Linked DNA regions of Mus musculus: regions 2, 3, 4 and 5 are each linked to region 1. A link is a loop called in an ENCODE intact Hi-C map of the cell type or tissue named here. Cell type or tissue: heart. All regions are shown on one strand. Region 1 overlaps Prkn (parkin RBR E3 ubiquitin protein ligase). Region 2 holds the start of Pacrg (PARK2 co-regulated). Region 3 overlaps Pacrg (PARK2 co-regulated). Region 4 overlaps 4930452A19Rik (RIKEN cDNA 4930452A19 gene). Region 5 holds the start of 6530411M01Rik (RIKEN cDNA 6530411M01 gene).

Region 1 (4,000 bases):
TATTTCACTGTTTCAAAACCATTGTCCCCCATTCTCAGAACTGGGCTCCTTCCCTGGAATCACTTTTTCCCTTCTCTTTCCTCTTCTCTCCTCTCCTCTCCTCTCCTCTCCTCTCCTCTCCTCTCCTCTCCTCTCCTCTCCTCTCCTCTCCTCTCCTCCCCTCCCCTATCCTATCCTATCCTATCCTATCCTATCCTATCCTATCCTATCCAGTTTTCTCCTGTAGAGGGAATAGCACATCATGTTAGGAACTGGACTTTTCACTGCTGTTATCCATCCTTTCTATCACAAGCAAAGAACTATGTTCTTTCCTCTGAGGTCTTAGGCAGCTTTTCTAGAAATGGGATGAGCTATATATGAATTCCAATTTCATTACAAAGAAGGTACAAGAAAGTGACTGTAGTTCTCTGGGCGTCATGTGCAGCTCTACTGGATAGCAGCACACTGAGCTGCCTAGATTACTGAGGGCTCAGAAAAGACCTTACTTGCAGCATATGTAAGTGTCTGGCCATCAGTGGCACTATAATTATTATAAAGCATGAGGGAGAGAGAGAGAGAGAGAATATGAATGAGAATTGAGGCCCCTGTCCTAAAGTTGACTGGAAAGTTCCTATCTTGGTCTCAAACCATTATTTAACACTATATGTTATTTTGAAGAAATCTTTAAATTGAAAAGAAACAATATACTACAAAACTAAAAGTAGATTAATTGAGAAGATAAATGCAAGAATTTAGAAAATATTGTTTGTTTGTTTTATTTTTCTGTTTAAGACAGGGACTTGCTATGTGCAGTCTAGACCATTCTAGAACTTGCTATGTGGAGCACCCTGGCCTAGAATTCACAGAAATCCAGCTGCTGCTTTTGAGTGTTGAGAGTTAAGACATGCACCACCCCACCTGGCTCAGGAGACTAGCAAGTATCTAAGAGCCTCACCTGGAGTGGTGTTAAAAGAGTGGGTGGTTGTAAACAGCAGGCAGATGTGAGAAATGCTAGAGATGGTGTGACAAGGGGAATGAGAAGACAGTCTGGGAGATATCATGGACTCTAGCCAGATTCTAATGAAGAGAGTGATCACAACAGCAGAGGTGATGTCACTTCAAGATCTCGCTCGAAATCCACTGTCACCTGTGAGCTAAGAACACAGGGTGCAAAATCCTTACACAGAGTATGGAGGCCTTATCAAGAACCTACAACCATTTCACAGAGTCCAGAACTCTTCACAGAACCTAGATTCAAAACCTTGCCCAGAGTTCTTTCATAGGCCCCAAGCTCTCTTCAGCTGTCTACACAGTGGCTTCCATTTCCACCATTTCTTTCTGGGGCATCCACATGCTGCCTTTGAGTTTTATGCAAAGGACTCTGCGGAGGGAGTGAGCATTTGTTCAGTCTTTTGGAGCAGAATAGTCTATACACTCATGGGAATCTTGAGATTCCAATCAAGCAAGTTCTCCGCTTTACTCCCTCTGTTCCAGGAGGGCTGTGAAAGGCACAAAACTGCCGTAGTCTGCAGGTCACTGACCAGGGTCTGAGCAGGAAAACACCTAGGGAAAAACACCTAGGGGAAACTGTTTTTGGTTTTGTTTGTTTTTTTTTTTGTTGTTGTTGTTTTGTTTTGTTTTGTCTTTTTTCTAACTACTGCTCTATACTATAAATTTATGCTCTGTGATAAATGGAAGAAAATATATGCCATGCACTGGAGGGCAGGTGAGGGGCAAGCTGCTTCAGAGACATTTCACTGGCCATTAAGGGTTTGGAGTAATATTCTTTCTTCTCTCTCTGCCCCTGGTCTTGTCTAGTGTTTGTCAGGTTCAACTCCAGCTATGGCTTCCCAGTGGAGGTCGATTCTGACACCAGCATCTTGCAGCTCAAGGAAGTGGTTGCTAAGCGACAGGGGGTTCCAGCTGACCAGCTGCGTGTGATTTTTGCCGGGAAGGAGCTTCCGAATCACCTGACGGTTCAAGTGAGTCTCCCTGGGTGGGTGGTCCCTGGGATGTAGCCAGGGCCAAAGACCCTGCAGCTAATGCTGCCAATCTGACATTCACGCCTGAGATCTAATAGAATAAATAGTACCTGGGGATTCCTTGAACTTTACTCCGCACGGCTTCATTAATTCTGACCTTCTTAATTATGCATTAAAACAGTATGCAGGAAGGACTGGAGGAACAAGTGTGGGTGAGCCAAGACCGGGAGAGAGAAGCCAGGGGCGCGCGCGCTCAGTTTAGTGAATAAATGTTTACTGACTGAGGGAGCAGGAAGGCACAATTTCTGGGTCTGTTCAATTTTTACCTTCCTTATTCTATTTGAATCGTAATGAAGAAGGATTCAAATAAATCGTTCCCAAGAAGGCTGCTCAGGCCATGCCTAGTGAGGGATTTACAACCCAACTGTGACCCCTGGAGGACACTCATAGCTGCTGCCTGGACTACAGCAGACACTGGCCCAGGGCCCCCATTTGCAGAGGGCTCTGAGCCAAGGACAGGAAGCATCAAATTCACACAGCAAAAGTCCATCTTTGTATCTCGGGGGCGTAGACGGAGTTACCCCTGGCCGACGCCCCTGAAACAGAACTAACTAAACTGTGGGGATCTGCTTTCCTGCCTATTACTTCCTGGGTATCTGGCCCCTGCTGTGCTGTGGAAACCGCTTCTTTATGGCATCTTGTACATTTGGAGAGATGAGTTTTGTAGGCATCCAAGGAACTGGATAGCAATTGATGCACGGGCCCTTTGCCTAGAATGAGAGAACAGTGAGTGTTTTGGAGGGAAGTCCGGCAAATATGAACCACATTTACTCAAGTGATTAGAAGCAGGGAAAAGCGCGTCCCCTCCACTCTGTGTAGGGTGGTATTGCACCCTGGTTCACAGCAGGGTGGGGACCTGTGCTGTACTCGGAGCTTCTGACTGCCCAGGCCAGGCAGTGCGCTGACGTATTTGCTGCTTTGTGAAATGCTTTTGGAATGTGGGTATACAAAGAAACTATAGAAATGCAAATGATTCTGCTATCTCCCCCCCCCCCCCCGCCTGCCCCCTTTGGTGGCAGGAGGACTCACACCCATTGTGCACAAAGTGCTGTGCTTTGCTTTCAGGCAATTTGTTTCATAAGGGAAGTGCCTGTGCTAAGAAGTGTTTGGATTTTTTTTTTTTTTTAATTTCAGTCAACTAAAAAGCTTTTGCAGTTCCTGCCAACTTCTAAACCTAAGATTGTTTCCTTCACAAATAAATGGTTTTAAAACTGTTTCTTGAATCCAGATAGACTTTATTATGAGAGCCATTAGATTTTAAATCCCCTCACCTGTACAAAGGAGGGTACGTGTAGCAGTTGGCTGTTTTTTGTTCAGTAAGACTAACTGGCGTGAGGGACAGATAGATTTTATAACAGTTAATGTATTGGTTCAACTGTCTTACCTTGATTCGCACGTTTAGAATTCCCAGTGTTCAGAGCTTTTCAGTGGCTTGGTTAGAGGGAGTTCGTTCAGGGAGTCTGCTTCTTACCCGCTTAGGCCTCTGAACTAAAGCAACACTAGCTCAGACTGTCTGAGAGCACTACATATGCTAAAATCACTAACAAAGCCACGTGGTCCAGCCGAACGCATATAATATGCACAGGCTGTGTGTAATTATTACTGTATAACCCATTAAAGATGAGTATCGTGATGTTTCAAAAGTGAGGCTGTATATCTAATGGGAAGGCACCAGGAAAGAGCTCCCGAGTGGATCCAGATATGGATTCTTCAGATGAAAAGGAAACACACACCACGGGCTTGGGAGGCAAGCCAGGTGCTGTTCTTCCGGAAGCAGAAGCAATACTGAAGACAGGAAAAGATGGAGTTTCCTGGGGCATTTGACAAAATCTTGACAGACTTGGTCCTTCGATTTCATTCATAGACAGCAAAGGGGTGCCATAGAAAGCCATGGGAAGGGAGCTGAATGTCCAGGGGTGCTGAGAGTTTATGAAGAATGGATATGTAAGGAGATATTTAACAAACTGTTGGAACCTGGG
Region 2 (4,000 bases), 230 kb before region 1:
AGTAAATGCTAAGGCATTCTAAAATGTCCCAGATGAGATAAATTAGTATATATTACTGATGAGTTTATGTGTCTCATACTGGTTCGTGTTAAATTTTGAAAGCCTATGACTTCTAAGAGCATTCACTCCAGAAGGTCTTGTACTGAGTGGACTAAGTTTACAATAAAGATAAGGATTTTTTTCCCCCTTACCAGTGAAACAGCTTAAGTGTAATTTGGGGTAGTGGAGAAAGCACACTTGCTCAAGAAGGTGCTTATACGCTAACTCAGTACATCGCCTGCCCCAAAGGTTCTTTAACCACCTAGCCTACATCTCTGCACACTGTCGGGCAGAGTCTGCTACTGACCGAGTCATTGCCAGTTCTGGTAAACAGTACCAGGACCCAGGGCTTGTCATCCTCTACAACCACATGTCCCCTGATTCGGAGCAAGTGCGTTCAATCGAGGAAGATCACTTACGACTGAGTTTTTCATCATGGCTTTGACTGTGAAGCCCTCAGAAACCAGGGAACGAGGCTGGTGCACCTGGAACGTCTGTTGTGGCAGCAGTTTAGTCCTCTTCGGCATCTTGTCTGGGCATTTGTTTAAGGTCAGGGTCTCTTTTTCTACCACATTCTTCCTAGAAAACGTCTTGTTCTTATCAGAGGTGTGGAAGAAAAACCAGTGGCTTTTACAGAAGTGAGCAGGGGGTCGGGAAAACACTCTAAAAGGCTCTAGTGGTAGAAATTCAACCCCTCGTGCTGCCCAGGGAGATCCAGATGTTTGGCAGCACCAAGGTGGAGGGAGTTTAGGGGAGGAGAGGGGCGGGAAGAGGGCTGGGATCCGAGGCTAGAGTCTCTAAGAGCTTCCAAAGGTGTAAGCCTCCCGGTTGCTAAGCGATTAGTCAACATTAGGAGACGCTAGTCCCGCCCCTCCGTGACGAGCGTTTCCGGAAAAGGTTACCAGCGAAGACAGTTGCAGCTGCCGGAGGCGAATCTTACGGGTTAAAACTACGCCTCCCAGCAGGCTTCGCGCTAGGGGCGGGTGGTTGCGCGTGCGCACTGCGCCCGCCTGGCTCGCGAGGGGAAGGGGGAGGAGGCCTGGATGACTAAACCTGACAGAAACGCTGGTGGGAGGCTCGGGCGGGCGCCAGTGCCCGCGTAGGTCCTTCTCGACCCGCAGCCACCACCCGCCCGGTGACCATGATAGGTACGTGGGTGCCTGCCAGGTACAATCTCTCCGCGCCGCCCCGCGTCCGTGTGTGGCACCACGTCACACCCCACGGGTCCGAGTGGGATCCTCGGGGGCCGACCCGAGCCACCTGTCAGTGTCACGGCGGAGGCGTGCGTGCCGCGCTCCGTCCGCTCTGTGGGCTTCCTCGGCCCGCCCCCCCCCCCCCCCCCGCCCATAGCCTGGTCCGGTGTGTGCTAGAGCATTAGGTATGAGTTTCCAACCTGCCTTAGCCAAGGTTAGCTCGCTGAAGACTGTATCCCCACGGACACCCGCGTGCTCCACTGCGACCCCCGACGGCGGGGCTCGCCCTGCCGCTCCACGGGGTGACCAGCCCAGGTCTGTTTCGGTCAAGCTGTCCTTCACTTCAGGGCGAGTTCACACACCCTAGGACTTAAAGAAAATCTCAGGAAAGCATCTGCCTCGTGGAGATCGCACCTCAGTTCTGTCTTTTTAAATGTGTCCTCGGAGATCTGAGACGAAAGACTAGCCGAGTAGATAACTGCAAAGATGGCTTTTTCCCCCACTACAGTTTGTGACTGGGTGCAGTTTGACCAGTGCAGCTTTGGAAGTGGCCACTAGGGTTGTTCTAAGCAGTGTGAAGTAGGCAGATTGGAAAGGACCTCCCTGACAGAGATGTTATATGTGAAGCCACGTTTTGGGTTCTCCTCCGGGATAAGTAGAAATAAATGCATAATTTAGCGCACATTCCCGTTTGGAGGTTTCGTTACTGTAGACTCGCCGCCCCCATCCAAGTGATGTTCTGAAGATGTAGTGAACTTGTTTGTGATATATGCCTGACAGGTATCGCACTAAGCACATCTGAAGTCGGTCTATTTGAGATGTGTCTAGAAGATGGATGAGAGGTGCATTTATGAAGTAAATGCGTTACACGGTGAAAGTAGCCGAGTCTGTTTTAACTCATAAAAGTAATGTTACAAGTGTGCAGCCCTCCTCTCTTCCTCTTGAGAGTCATGCTAGGCAGCTAAGATGCTCCTGGAAGCAGAGGTGCACGCTCATGGTGTCTAGCTGCTTCTTCCCTCCATAGGGCAGTGTGTATTTTGGATGAATGAATTGGAAACTTGTTAAATTAAGAAAAAAAGTATACATTTTTATGAATGGCACTAAGCTTTTAAGTGACATTTACTTAAGAGTCGTTTGTAAACCCAAATCTGAACTGATTAGTGCGAACCAAGTGGGACAGATTAGGAAAAAAAATACAGATTTTACAAGAGAGAAATACCTCATATTTTGAAAACAATTACACACGTTTAGTTTCTTTCAACTTAAACTAGTTCATGGATGATTTTGATAAGCAAATGTCCCCTAAGGCTATATAAATATAGGAAATTAAGACCTAAAACTTAAAACTATTTTTAAAGTCTCATAAATTATTATATTAATAACTTTAGGATGGAACACAATTTAGCCAGCTTTATTTAGATTTACCTGGAGCCCTCTTAATAAGAACTGTGCCATTTGAATGTTACAATTAAATTAATTAGTAATAAAAACCAGGGAAATAGAAGACAGATTTAAAACTCTTCTTTCTTTGGCTACTCTTTTTACAGGGTGAATAAGTGTGCGTTTTAACACAAATGATTGTATCCTTGTCCCCTGCCCCATGAAAAGGAACTTCCATTCAAAAACAAAAACCCTACACAAACAATGTTACATTGTTTTGTTTAACTAGTTGTATTGCCTAATATTATTGGTGGCCGCATTTTCATGAAGTTCTGAATTGCCAGGTTGGAGGCTTGGGTGTGGTGACAGCACCTAAAGCAGGTGAGAGGGAACCCAATCCGGAGGAAGCTTTGGGAGGAATAGTTCTGCATTTTTATGACTAATCCTTGAACAGGAAACAAGGGCCGACAGGAACTGCACAGAGATCTGCTACAGAGCAAAGGACACACAAATAGCTCCAGGGACTGAGCAGTGTCTTCCTCTGCATAGCACTACTGAGAGCTGAGGCCTTCTGTACTTGAGCTCTCTCCCCCTGCAGTACTCTCCTAGTGAAGGAAATACTGCACTCTGTCAGTGAAGTCCTTGCTCTGAGAAGAATCCTCTGGATTGGCTTCCTGGCCAAATAAGAGGAAAGGAGACTAATACTTTATTGCCCATAAAATAATTTTCCTTTTGTTGTTTCAAAGTAGAGGGTTTCCTTCTTGTCATGGAGATGGCTTCAAAAGTACTTACATCTCCCATTTGGATTATGATTGACATGCTAAATGCCTTGACCTAGAGAGAGTTAAACCATAATTTTATTGAAGTTAATGAAAAGTCTGCCTTTGTGAGGCATGGAGAAGGGATTCATAATAAGAAAATTTAACTGAGAAAAACATAATTTTGAGCACCTATTTTAAAACTTTTTTTAAATTTAAAAAAAATGAGCACTTCTTTGTGTTTAAAATTGATTTTTAGTAGTGACAATTGAGAATTGTTCTAAATGTACTATACATTTAGGCATTTGATAATATCAGCTATTAAAGCACACGAGTACCCATACAATTGAAAAAGAAAGTTCTTAAATTAAAACCCCATGTTACAGAAGATATTTAAAATAGAACTGTAGCTCAGTGAAGTATTCTAAGGTGCAGAAGACCTTGGGCTCCATTCAAAAGTATTGTTTTTTTTTAATTGATTAAAATATTATTTCCTATATCTTGTTTAAAATCACTTCGAGAATTTAACTGTTTGCATATTTAAAAAATCACATTAATTCCTGCCTATTCTTCAATTTTATCAGATTTATTGGTTAGGAAAGTACCCTGCCTTTTAAATACATTTTCAGT
Region 3 (4,000 bases), 550 kb before region 1:
CACCATGCTGAAGTCTAATTGGTTTTCTTTCTTATCTTTTATTTACGGGATTATTACCATTCAAGACAGTGGCTTGCGTTTATCTTTATTGACTTCCATTGCATGTAATTGGGCCATCCATCCAGTTTGCCTATATCATTTTGGATGCTTCGAATTGTCAAGTGCCACAGATCTAAACGATGTAGAAGACTCCCACTTTAGAAACTCCAAGAGTTCTTATGATTATGTTGGAAACAATGGCAAAATTCATTTCTTTTGTATTTTAAAACATATTACCTAAAATTGCTTGCTGAATAGATTGGAAAACAACTCTAAAAGTAGCGTTTCAGTTAAAATACCCATCAGGACAATTTTCCAAGTGGATTTCCAGAATCACGTGGATGAATGAAACAAAACCAATAAAAGGGTCTTTTTCTCTACCTCTCCCCACCCCCCACCCCAACCAGCTCCTTATCAGCCCTGGGCATCTTTCAGCTGCAGACCCAGGCCTGGCAGCCACACCTGCCCTGGTGGTCACAGGCATAGGGATTCTTGATGACACTTTTGGCTTAAAAGCTAAACCTCAATCTGAAGAGTAAAAAGCCAGGCGGCCGTTCCTCACAGCGGGAGTTTCTAGCCAGCATCTAAGCAGACACACAAGTTATTCTAAGTAGAAATGTGTCCATAAATGTCACAAACTGTCTCCATTTCCCTTTATCATCCTCTAACAACCTCATCAAGACTGCATGATTATTTCACGAGGCTGAGGATACTGGCACTCACTGCCACAGCCCAGCAGGAGTCCTGCTTGACCTCTGCCTTACACGGACCTAAGCACAAATGGGCCACATTCAAGGGGAGGAATGCCAAGGGACACACTGGCGGAAGACAGTTGTGACTTCTGCCTGGAAATAACATTGTTGGGCTGTCAGTCTGCATGAAGCCATTGTTTTTCAAAGTCATGTTGTTGGTGCCAGTTGCCAATGGTGCTGGACACCTTCCTGCAGATGAAACTTTGGAGCAGGCTTCTTCGGCTTTCCTTGTTTCTATATGGGGTCCTGCAAGGAGGAGTAGGATGCTCACCCACCATCAAGTTAGGGATGGCGATGTCAAAGGTGAACCCTGATGTGGTCATGTCTGCAGGTGCAACTAGCTTTTTTTCTAATGTCTGGGCATGGGTCTACTTCAGGGAGTGGGCCAATGACACTAGCCCTCTGAGAATGCCCCTGAGGAGCTGGGATAAATTCCAATGGCCAAGTGGCCATTACCATTACCATCCCAAGCATCTATATATAAACCATATTACATCATACTAGAACCAACATTGAGCTCAGGCTGTCCTCTGCAGGGACCACATAGGTAACAGACCTAAGGAAGGGATTTTACTGCTTCTCTTAAACAAAGGCCCCGAAGCCACAGAGAAAGCACTTCGCTCCACAAATAGCCACACAAGGTCCCCAAATATGTTTCCTTTTTCTTGGTAATTAGCTAAAGATGAAATAATGCTTGAACACTTCATAATCTTAAATTCATAATATTTTACTTAATTAAAATAGGTAATTTAGAAAAATAATTGGTAATTGCTGAAACCTCTAATGCTGATGAGAACTGAGCTGGAAGTGTTCTTTCTTCACAAATTGGTACTTAAAATATAAAGTTCCACACACAGCTGGAAAGTGCCATCGTAATTTGGCATTTATGTTCAGTAACTATCATTAAACCAAATAAACTGAAATTAAAGAAGAAAGACGGTGGGCTTCAGGACACATTCAGGGCAGATGCCAAGGGCTTCAAAGTATAAATGTGGCTTTCTAAGCATTTATTAGGAGCATTGGAGAACAGGCCTAGGAATTTCTTACACATTGCTTTTATTTTATACTCTGCTGTGAAAATACAGCTTTGGTAATATCTGAGTTCAGGTGGAGAACAAGCTCAGTGGAAATTCTCCTTCACCACAGAACAGTGCGAGTGGGCAGGCTTGGAGTGTAGATGTGCGTTTTCAAATGAGCCTTTTCCTTCCGACATCCACAAACGCTGGTGCTGGCTTGAATAGAGGCAGAGGAATCACGGCTGGAAAAGAAAACCAGCCTTTTTGCACATTTTATTTTTTTCTTGAGGGAGGAAAAAAAACCCTCCTGTGACATTCCATACCACAGCAGAGACTCGTGGTAAATTCACAGGAAAACCTGAGAACAACACACCCTCTGGAGAGCTTATTTGTTTAGTGGGAGGCTGTCTTTTTCAGTCCTGGAACAAAAGTCTGTTGACTAGGATGGCAGAGGGAGGGAGGAGGGCAGGCCACTCTATGCGACGGAATTTGTTATCGCTTTTCTACCTGGCAACACATTAAAAAAACGTAAGATTTCAAGCAATAGTCTAAAGAGCAAGGAATTAAAACAAAAACAAAAACAAAACAAAAAGCAAAAAGCGGTACAACAAACATTTGTTCTGGAGGAAGATGGGGGGCGCCAGCTCCAGCAAACACGGCTCCCAGATAAAGGCGCTGTCTCTCTCCTTACAAATACAAGTCCAAAGTAGTTACCACACTGGTGCTGTCGTTAAAGGACAGTGAGCATTTTTCAGTTCTCATGACTTTTATTTCCTTGGGAAATAGAAATTTGAAAGAACAAAACAGTTTGATAAATTTCAATCTTAAGAAATTTACTTTCAAAAATCATTATTTTAAAGAGAAGATCTGAAATAGGTTTTTTAAACTTCTGGGGCAGAATGAATACTAAACTGATACTGATATAATAAAAATCATGGGTAATAAATATTTTCTTTGGTCATGATTTTCATTAAATTCATTATGAGAAATATAAATGTAGCCAATATGTTTACTGCCTGCTCCATGCCAGTCACTAAACTAGAGAGGGGTGAGGTGGGGAACCCCTGGCACAATTATCAAGGTCACCTACACAGAGGAGAAAGGACAGTGTGATGTTAGGAGTACAGATTGGAACTGTATCCTGAGTGCTAGTAGAAACACACAGAGAGAGTGAGTTCCGATTTTTAAAATCCTTTTTGTGGGGTGAGAGGAGGCTGACTGGAGCCTGAAGCAACTCCTCGAGAAGGTGGTATTGAGTTGACCTTGAGGTCCAGCTGGTGGGAAACAGACAGGAAGTGGGGCGAGACAGAGAAATGGAGAGGCAGTGAAGGACAGGAGTGCTCTGAGGAGCGCTGGCCACCCAGAGGGACACGTCTGTGAGGGGAGGCTGTAGCTAGTTGGAGACTTGACCCAAGTGGCCTGGTAAGGATGGGTTTGTGCCTGCAATGCTCCAGCGTCCTCCCAGTGCCACCCACTGACATGGACCTCAGGATTTACTGGGTAGCTATTGTTGTTAACCTTTTTAAGAGATGGTAAAACTGAGGTGCTGTGGTGGGCAGGTTGGACTGTGTGTAAAGTGCTCCATAAGGCTCAGAACAGCAGTTGTGAGGGTTCTCAGAGGTCCCTGGTCCAGAACGGCTCAGTTAAATAAAGTAGCAGTTTGCTCCTGTTTGAGTAGAAATAATGACATAGTGCCTCATGTTTGTGCAAGGGAACAACATTCTGCCCAGCATGAACTATGATGGATAACAAAGTATTACCACCTATCAACTTTCCAAATTCAATCAGGAGCTCGTGGATGCATGGGTGTATCAAAACCGCATCAGGAAAACCAGGTTGTGTGGTTCCCTGAATACAGCGGACCAGAGGATGCTGCAAGCCTCCTTTGCATCACCAACAAGGTCTGGAGGTACCTACTGCCCATTGTGGGACCACTGCTGTTAGACCATCTGCCATCTGCATCACGAGATTGACAGGTGATGGACTCCTGCCTCTGTCCCTGAGCTAACTCAGTGTGTCACCACAGCTTCATGCAGCCCACTGAACAGCCATCCTTCTGGGATCCAGCTCTGTGTCTGGAGCCAGTGCTACACTTTTAAGCAGCTTGGCGTTTTGAATCAGCCCTGCACCTCGACAGCCCGCAGCTGGGTCTCTCTGTTCACACATAACTACCTGCAGGGACTCTCTTAGCAT
Region 4 (4,000 bases), 1.3 Mb before region 1:
GGGAACTAGTTGCTGGGGACTGGGGCCAGGAGCAGACAGTGGGCGTGAAGGTGAACAAGTTCTGAGAACTGATGATCGATCGGTGACATGTCTGTAGTCAGCAGCACAGCACTGTGTGCTTTCAGACATGAAGATGACAGACTGCACATTGAGCATCCACCCGTGATAACAGCAGAGCACGAGGATGTTTGAGGCCATGGAAGTGCTGGGTCTTTTGATTCTGGTGGGGTAGGCAACCTCAGAGCATAAAAATTAAAGCCCAATTTCCTCGAAGTGTATAGATTAAATAAAAGCAGCACAACCTGTATAGTTGTTCCTCTGTGAAGCAGATGGATAAAGAAATAAAATGTTCGTTTGAGATAGGTGTAAAAGAACCATTAACATCAGAATCCTTTTCAGAAGAAAGGCTCACTTCTGGGTTGCTTGTGAAAAACTTACATCAAAAAAAGAATAAAGAGTGTGATAGTTTAAGTAAAAATGGTGCCCATAAATCCATAGGGAGTGGCTATTAGGAGGTGTGTCCTTGTTGGAAGAAGTGTGTCACTAGGGGGCAGGCTTTGAGGTCTAAAATGCTCAAGCCAGGTCTAGTGTCACTTCTACTTCCTGCTGCCTGCCCATCCGGGTATAGAACTCACAGCTCTTTTTCCAACACCATGTCTGCCTGGATGCTGCCATGTTTCCTGCCGTGATGATAATGGACTAAACCCCTGAACTGTAAGCCAGACCCAATTAAATGTTGTCCTTTATAAGAATTGCCTTGGTCATGGTGTCTCTTCACAGCAATAGAAACCCTAAGACAGGGAGAGAGCAGTAAATGGCTCAGTGGCTAAGACACCTGCTGAACAAGGATGATAGATAACCTGAATTCAGGTCCCCCATGTCCATTTTAAAGGCATATATATGATCCTGCAACTCCAGAGGTATGGGAACAGAAACTAGAGGATTGCTGGGGCTTGCGGGCTACCATCCTAGCTCCAGGTTGAGCAAAGGTCTCTGTGTCAGAAGAGTAAGGTGTTGAGTGATGGAACACTACCACCAACATCCTCCTGTGGCCTCTGTATGTGTGATAATACATACACATACCCATACACCATGCATTCATATGTGATACACACATACAAAGGAATAGTGTGATGGTTTGAATATGTTTGCCCCCGGTAGTGGAGCTATTAAGAGGTGTGGCCTTGTTGGAGTGGGTGTGGCCTTGTTGGAGGAAGTGTGTCTGTCACTGTGGGGGTGGGCAATGACACCACGTGGAAGCCAATCTTCTCCTGACTACCTTCCAATCAAGATGCCAGAACTCGCAGCTCCTTCTCCACCACCATGTCTGCCTGGACACTGCCATGCTTTTTGCCTTCCTGATAATGGGCTGAACTTCTAAACCTGTAAGCCAGCCACAACGCTGTCCTTGATCATAGTGTCTCTTCACATAACAATGAAGCCCTAAGACAGACAAGTACTGATGGTATTGGTTAGCATAGTAAACCCACCCATTTCTCCAGCTCCTCTACTCTCCAAAACTATGAACTAATATTGTTCTTCCAGAAGTAAGAACAAGTTTAAAACAAAACAAAAATAATAAAGAATGCCCTAGTTGGATGGTCCTATACCCATGCCCATACAGACAGCACTTGGTGGACTCAGTAAGTATACAAACAAGAAGCATTAAATAGGGAGAGAAAGTGAGGGGAGAGGAAGAGATGAAGGGGAGGAACTGGGGGAAAAGTTACCAAAGCATAGTATATGCATGTAGGAAACTCTCAAAAATTAAAAACTGGAGGAAAAAAAAAAAAAAAAAGACAAATAGAAATTCCAGGCAAAAGTGCTTTCTCCCACAAGAGGGCGCTCCTGGACCCAAGAGCTGAGGGATTGAGTCTGTAGTTCCTGGGATGCTCTGAAACCTAATAAATTACAGACAGCAGACACCCTTTGTGGTTTCCTTGCACTCTGTAGTGACCATGGAATCCAAAGATCAAGGCTCTTATCAAATGTAAGCATTCAGGCTTCTTACTGGCAGCTTTTAAGTACAGCGGAAGCTAGGGTGGTCTACCCATGCTTCTATAGCGAACCTTCAGCTTTCCTGCTGCATGTTCTGTCGGGGACGGACCGTTTTCCCTGTTACTCAAGTCAAGCTGAACTTCCATTTCTTGTCCCAGCCAATCAAGAGTAGCAGTCGCCAGAAATTAAAAATAGCATGTTGCTGTAGGACAAGGTGGTAAATGACACAGAACTTTGGGAAAGTCTGGCTGGGTCTAGCCAGCCTCACCCTCTGCCACTCCCGGGCAGGGAGGAAGCGAGAGGCTCCTAGGAGTATGGCCAGGAAAGGCTGTGGCCAAGCAAGGGCCCAGAAAGGATTTTTCCTTTGAGTCAGGGATGACAGCTGTCCTCGTGAGGGGAGGAGTGGAAAACTGGATCCACTGAGCGGTATCTGCTAAGTCCAAAGAGGCCTGCAGAAGCACGAGGACTGCCAGCTACAGTAGTTCGTGGGACATCAAAGCCGCGATTAGCACAGCTTCCTGGCTGTCGCACTCTGCGTATTTATGGCGCATTGCACATTTAAATGCTATTCTCATAAGGCGTTTCAGCTGTCAAAGCTCCATATTTGAGCGATAAAAGTGACTTAAAGTACCAGGGGTCCTTGGTGCCCAACCTCAGCAGTGTGTCAAAGCCAATCAATGACAACCAAAACCCACCAAATTTGTTTCACCATTTGAAAAGCAACGGCCCCTAAGGCCACCTGTGAGCAGCCTGGTAGACACACAGTACACATGGGGGTCCAGAGAGGGGGATACAGGGGGCAAGCCTGACTGGTCTCTGCACATGTGAGTTTATGCCAGTACCAGGGAGGGGTCTCTGAAGAAGAGGAAAAAGTACTATTCTTGTTCTTCATTTTAAGGTAGGGGTATATGATGTGATGGCAAATTAAGAGACGATGTTAACACCCCCTCTTCTGACACCCAGACAGCATGGATGCCTTCCAACCTGACTTCTGTTTTTGTTGATTCTCCTTCAAAATGGCACACCATGCATGTGTCCTGGGAGAAAATATGGCAGGTTTGGCCAGGAAAACCAATGGCCAGGACAGGCAAAGAAAAGGAACCTGTGATCAGTGTGGTCCCTGAGCTGAAGGACCCTAGGGACAGCATCTGTCCCCTGAGAGCACAGGCTTCCCACAGTTCTTTTCGTGTGTGTGTGTGTGTGTGTGTGTGTGTGTGTGTGTGTTTCCTACCCAATAGCTCACAGCCAGTTTCCTTACTTTTGGTTCATACCATCTATCTCCCTAGATACCCCTTCCGTGGGTTCAGCTCCCCCACATCATTAAAGGCCTGCTTTCCTTACAGGAGTCTCTGAGGGTAGTACCATCCTTCTCTGTAGACACCTGTCTTCCAGGAGCTGGGCTTGAGCCTGAAGCTCATCTCTCACATGGCCACTTGCAGCTTGCCAAGATAGCTGGGGTCAAGATTTAGTCAGCCTTCTACAAATAAAGCATACCCTGACCCAACCATGGAAGCACCCATGAGCTAAGCCTCTGGTTTCCAACAGTTGCATCAGCCATTATCGCACACGCACAAACGCATGCACACACTCAGAGAGAGAGAGAGAGAGAGAGAGAGAGAGAGAGAGCTGGCACTCAGTGGGCAAAGGATTCACTGGCCCTCATTGAGCAAGGGATCTGCATGGCAGCAACACCTTTTCCTAACTTTCCAAACCCAAGTTAACTTCCCTTTGTCAAAATTGTGAAGCATTAATGTGCCCAAATGAAAGGTCAGAGGTATAGACTTGTGTCCTGGCCTCATTTCCAGTAAGAATGGTCTACATGGAGTAAGGGAGGCTTACAGCTTTACCTAGGCCAGTCCCGAAGATGAAGGCACAGATGGGTGGGTATTGGCTGTGGACCATTCATTCAATGGTCCAGTAAAAACAGTGGAGCCAGGCTCTGAACCAAGAGGTCCCATGCTTACCCACCCCAAACTGCCCCTTCCCATACCCTCACCCTATT
Region 5 (4,000 bases), 1.9 Mb before region 1:
TTAACCATTATGGTATTAATACAGGTGCTATCATTTCTACTGCTGAGAACGGAGCCCAGAAAAATATGAATATAGACCAATATTAAAATATAGATAAACTTATTATCCTTATATCTAAATATTATCTACACATACACATTCACACATGCACACTACTCCATAAGAAATGGCAGCCATTTAAAGGTAATATGTGAGATGCTTTATGAAAAAATATAGACACAGCCCATGCATCAACATTCCTCATACATGTATATGTACATAATCAAGGAGTTTACGTGAAAAATGCAAAATACAGAAAATACTGCTCTGGGTGGGTTTCATCTAGAATCCTTTTGCGTTCACACATTTCTCTAATTTCACATCGTATGATTCTGATAACAAAACAAAGGATAGACTCATTTCAGAAGCACCATTTTAGAAAAAGGTCATCTGCTCTGATAATTCTGTTCAGAAATGAACGGGGTCGGGGGTTTGGGGGTGTGGCCCACATGACACATTTCTAGGGCTCTTTTGTGCTTGATTTTGTCCCTCTGAGACAGCACAGTGGGCAGAGGAGCCCAAAGGGAACAGGCACAGCACACTCAGAGTTCCCCTCCCCCACTTTGCTCTCTGAAACTCTGCAGCCAACCTTATTGAATTCCTCGTAGCGATCCTGCCCAGTGCCCCGCTGTGGCCCAGCTGCTTTCCGGCACCCTCTCTGATAACAGAGAGAGGGCGCCCCACACCTGCTTCTGAGACTGGCTCCTTAGGGATGTTACTGTTGCCTCCTGGATCCTGTGCATGCTTGAGAAGGATCCCCGGAACGAGACATTATTATTTTCTCTTTTCTTCGCGGAAAAGAGGCTAAAAATAGGCACAGAAGCACCTTACAGCCTCCAGGCTAGTGGCTGGAAAGTCACCGTTCAGAGGTTAACGCGCCAGCATTAAGACAAAGTAAAGTAGCGAGCGCTCGCGATGTCACGGACTTGCAGAGTAAATAGGGGAGACAGGCTGCTCTGACGTGCTGAATTTATGAACTTTACTGTTCTGCTCCACCCAGAGCGCTCCCCTGCACTCATGGGATGCTGTTGCTGCATTTGCAAGCCACTGTCTCTTTCACCTCTGAGGCGCTGCATTTGCAAGCCACTGTCTTTCACCTCTGAGGCCTGGGAACCACAGCTCCCCTGGGGTCGCTCCTTGCATGGCTTCCGGAGCCTCCAGGGATCTTCAGGTCTCTCCAGGAACAATGCTGTGAGCCCGAAACTGCATTGTCTCAGCCGGATGTTTTGAGGAGGATCCAGGGCACGTTTGCCAGCTTCTAAACAGCATAGCACAACAGCCCCGCTTCTGTGAGTCTCTGCTTTGTGAATCTGCTTTCTGGACTTGTCCTTGCTCAGCACCCAAATTAGCTTAACAAGCTACGGAAATCTCAGCTCGACCTGGAGGCAGCAGTGGCAAGACAGAAACAGAGCTCCGAATCAATTGGCCAGAGGCGTGGGGGGTGGGGGAAGACAAAAGAAACATTGTGTCAAATTTATTTTCTGTACTCTTGGGATTGCAAGGAGAGCCTGAAAATGCTCACAGCGAGAGTGACTAGGGCCGGCTTGGATTTTTAGCTAAAATAAACCATATTCATGTCAAACTGCAAAGGGCACATTGGTTTACCGCGCGAGGGCAAAGAAGACAAACGGCGAAGTAGCGGCATCAAATAATGATCTGAAATTTACCACGGGTTCGCTCGGTACATCCTTCCCTAACTCGTGTATATTTCATTTAAATGTATCCATCAGTTTAAATAGGGCACTAGGTCCGTCCCGCCCTCCACCTGTGCTCTCAATGTTTCTCTGCGTGTCTGCCAGTTTGTGGGATGCCTGCAGCTAAGATGAATCAGAATACAAAGAGAGGGCTGACAGGTTCGTGTATGCCCAAGGTGAGCTGTGACCTAAAATGAGACTAGTTCTAAGGAAAGATGGATCACATGTGTCATGCATGCTGGACCAGCAGATGGCAGCAGAGCTCTGGGCTCCCACCACAGTGAAACTCCGTTCCCTCATCAGAGTGGTCCTATGTGCCCTCTGTGTCACTGACCCCAGAACAACATCTTTGATTTATAATCATACATGACTAGCATCTATCCCTTTTACTACAAATCTATGACATTAATTCAGAGGTCACCATTCTCTGAATGGGACATCCTGCTTACATAAAAAAGAAAAATAAAGTTTAAAGGCGTGGGGGAAATCACAGAACAAAATAGGGGGTATGTGTGTTTCCCCCGTCTTTGAGCTTCTTAGTCTATATTACCCCACAACCAAAACACAATATGTTGGTTGAAAGTGTTTTTTTTGCAACTAGTTCCTAGCATGAGGAAGCATAAGCCTTTAATTTCATCATCTGGGAAACAGAGACAGGAAGATGTCTGTGAGCTCAAGGCCAGCCTGGTTTGCATAATGAGTTCTGGGTCAGCCAGGTACAAAATGAGACCCTGTCTAACAACAAACAAACAAACAAACAACTCTTGCTTGGTTGACCATTCACAATCTCCCCATATTTAATAAAAATTTACCCCCAGAACTATTTTGAAATACCCTCTAACATAATATGATTAGAGATAGTGCCCAGAGCCAAATTTCACTTTGTCCTTAAAACCGCAGTCAGAGATTCTCCAGGTCTTCCCAGCTGTATTTTAATGGTTTAATGATTTTTCAAAGTAGAGGAGTTTGGGAAATTATAGGATTTAACAAATTGATGGCAGTTGGCCTTGTACAGGTTTAATTAAATTAGGGTTTAATTGACGAGATGGAAAGGGGTGGTGGGATTTTTCTCATCAGCATTCCGGGAGCATCAATGAAGATCTGCCTTGCCAGAAAGAGTGTCATAACCTCCCGAGACACTAGATGGTGCTGCAGAGTCACTATGGAATTTCTATTACCGGTTTTTAAGACTCTTTGATCCTACGTTATTATTTTTTTTCCTGCTTTCTGAAGAGCTTGCATCAGAAAACACACCAAAAAAGAGCAGATATTTTTAAAAACGCAGTATTGTCAATGGAATCGTGGAAATTGACGCCCGAGAAAGACGAGATAGGCATGCTTCTGCGTGTTTAAATTTAGATTCCATATTTAGATTAATCTTCAACCAAGTATAACAGTCTAAAGAGTCCTGGAAATACTTAATGGCCTTTTGCTGTGGCATTAATGAATTGCATGAAATTGAAATAAGATTTGCTTGGACGCTACCATCCGGTGGAAGAAGGCGCAGTTTGTCCTAAATAGATGTTGAACGCATTTCACCAGTGTGGTCTGCTGTGGAATATGCTGGGTGTGTGTGCCTCGTCATCCCCCTTTAATGGACAAACAGATCCTAGTGCAAAGCAAGGGGTTTAAAGCCAGATGCACAGCTCTGCGCCAATGCACACATGGACCAGGTTTCCTCTGTCATTCACTCCCTTGACTTGACATATAGACTATTTTAAAAGTGTGCCTATGCCTGGCTGTAACCGAGTAGTTGAGACAGCCCTCCCTACGCCTGTATTAAGCAATGAAGTGGGAGGCAATAGATGAGGAATGTGATTGAGACTGGCTGACTTTTTATAGGAAATTTCCTGTGTCTATTTACAGAGACATTATCAGTGAGAAAGAGGTTCTTCCCAATAAATTACAAGCTGTGGGCCCTGAGGAAAGGGGCTTCCTGTTTTAACACTATTCAGTGCACCCTGAGTGACAGCCATCTAGACTGACTTAGGCAAGGCACAGTGAGCATGGGTGGTATCTAACAAGGGCTGCTTAAACTCTTCTTCCAGCCTCCTGATTTCATTGCTCTCAGCTCACCTCCCCATCAGCCTCCAAGTCTCCCTTTCCATTCAGGGAGCATCACGGGCTTGCTTTCTTTCCAAGGTTCATATACATTTGCACACAATATACATAGCACCACTGTCTGCAGCTCCCGCTGGGGAAACATTGCATCACGCAGTCTGACTCTAACCCACACACAATTCCTCGTCAAAAGACGTGGTTTCCAG

Evidence for each region. Peaks named below come from ENCODE experiments on the same cell type or tissue, not always from the same donor. Only the 100,000 strongest peaks of a DNase experiment are listed, where the experiment ranks them.
Region 2: it touches region 1 in a loop (2.0-fold over the local background); 2 of 42 quality-filtered maps call a loop at or near these places.
Region 3: a loop joins it to region 1, with 2.5 times the contacts of the local background. A loop is called at or near these places in 4 of 42 quality-filtered maps.
Region 4: a loop joins it to region 1, with 2.7 times the contacts of the local background. A loop is called at or near these places in 4 of 42 quality-filtered maps.
Region 5: a loop joins it to region 1, with 5 times the contacts of the local background. A loop is called at or near these places in 5 of 42 quality-filtered maps.

What each region holds. Positions count from the first base shown.
Region 1 is chr17:11,065,332-11,069,331 of GRCm38, forward strand. Prkn (parkin RBR E3 ubiquitin protein ligase) reads left to right here. Exons shown (of 12, transcript NM_016694.4): 2 at 1,798-1,961. Among named protein-coding and RNA genes, the nearest start is that of Gm41526, 67 kb to the right of the region's middle. In heart, CTCF peaks have their summits at 2,399 (motif pointing left) and 3,041; a DNase peak (open chromatin) is centred at 2,500; H3K4me3 peaks cover 1,092 bases; H3K27me3 peaks cover 305 bases.
Region 2 is chr17:10,839,303-10,843,302 of GRCm38, forward strand. It overlaps Pacrg (PARK2 co-regulated), which reads right to left and starts at 889. Exons shown (of 5, transcript NM_027032.2): 1 at 459-889. The coding sequence starts at 566. Prkn (parkin RBR E3 ubiquitin protein ligase) reads left to right here and starts at 1,057. Exons shown (of 12, transcript NM_016694.4): 1 at 1,057-1,187. The coding sequence starts at 1,181. In heart, a CTCF peak has its summit at 1,790; DNase peaks (open chromatin) are centred at 979 and 1,759; H3K4me3 peaks cover 1,855 bases; H3K27ac peaks cover 1,366 bases.
Region 3 is chr17:10,517,716-10,521,715 of GRCm38, forward strand. All of the region lies in intron 4 of Pacrg (PARK2 co-regulated), which reads right to left. The region is part of intron 2 of Gm16168 (a long non-coding RNA gene); the gene reads left to right. Gm52294 (a long non-coding RNA gene) reads right to left here. Exons shown (of 2, transcript XR_003952283.1): 2 at 1-4,000. Among named protein-coding and RNA genes, the nearest start is that of Gm16168, 27 kb to the left of the region's middle. In heart, a CTCF peak has its summit at 2,426; no DNase peak of the experiment used is centred here; H3K27ac peaks cover 570 bases.
Region 4 is chr17:9,754,524-9,758,523 of GRCm38, forward strand. All of the region lies in intron 3 of 4930452A19Rik (RIKEN cDNA 4930452A19 gene), which reads right to left. Among named protein-coding and RNA genes, the nearest start is that of 4930452A19Rik, 19 kb to the right of the region's middle. In heart, CTCF peaks have their summits at 537 (motif pointing right) and 1,841 (motif pointing right); a DNase peak (open chromatin) is centred at 2,358; H3K27ac peaks cover 764 bases.
Region 5 is chr17:9,166,659-9,170,658 of GRCm38, forward strand. 6530411M01Rik (RIKEN cDNA 6530411M01 gene) reads right to left here and starts at 1,364. Exons shown (of 3, transcript NR_027881.1): 1 at 629-1,364. Gm52287 (a long non-coding RNA gene) reads left to right here. Exons shown (of 2, transcript XR_003952250.1): 2 at 1-3,217. In heart, CTCF peaks have their summits at 713, 1,974 (motif pointing right) and 2,860 (motif pointing right); no DNase peak of the experiment used is centred here; H3K4me3 peaks cover 1,631 bases; H3K27ac peaks cover 1,119 bases.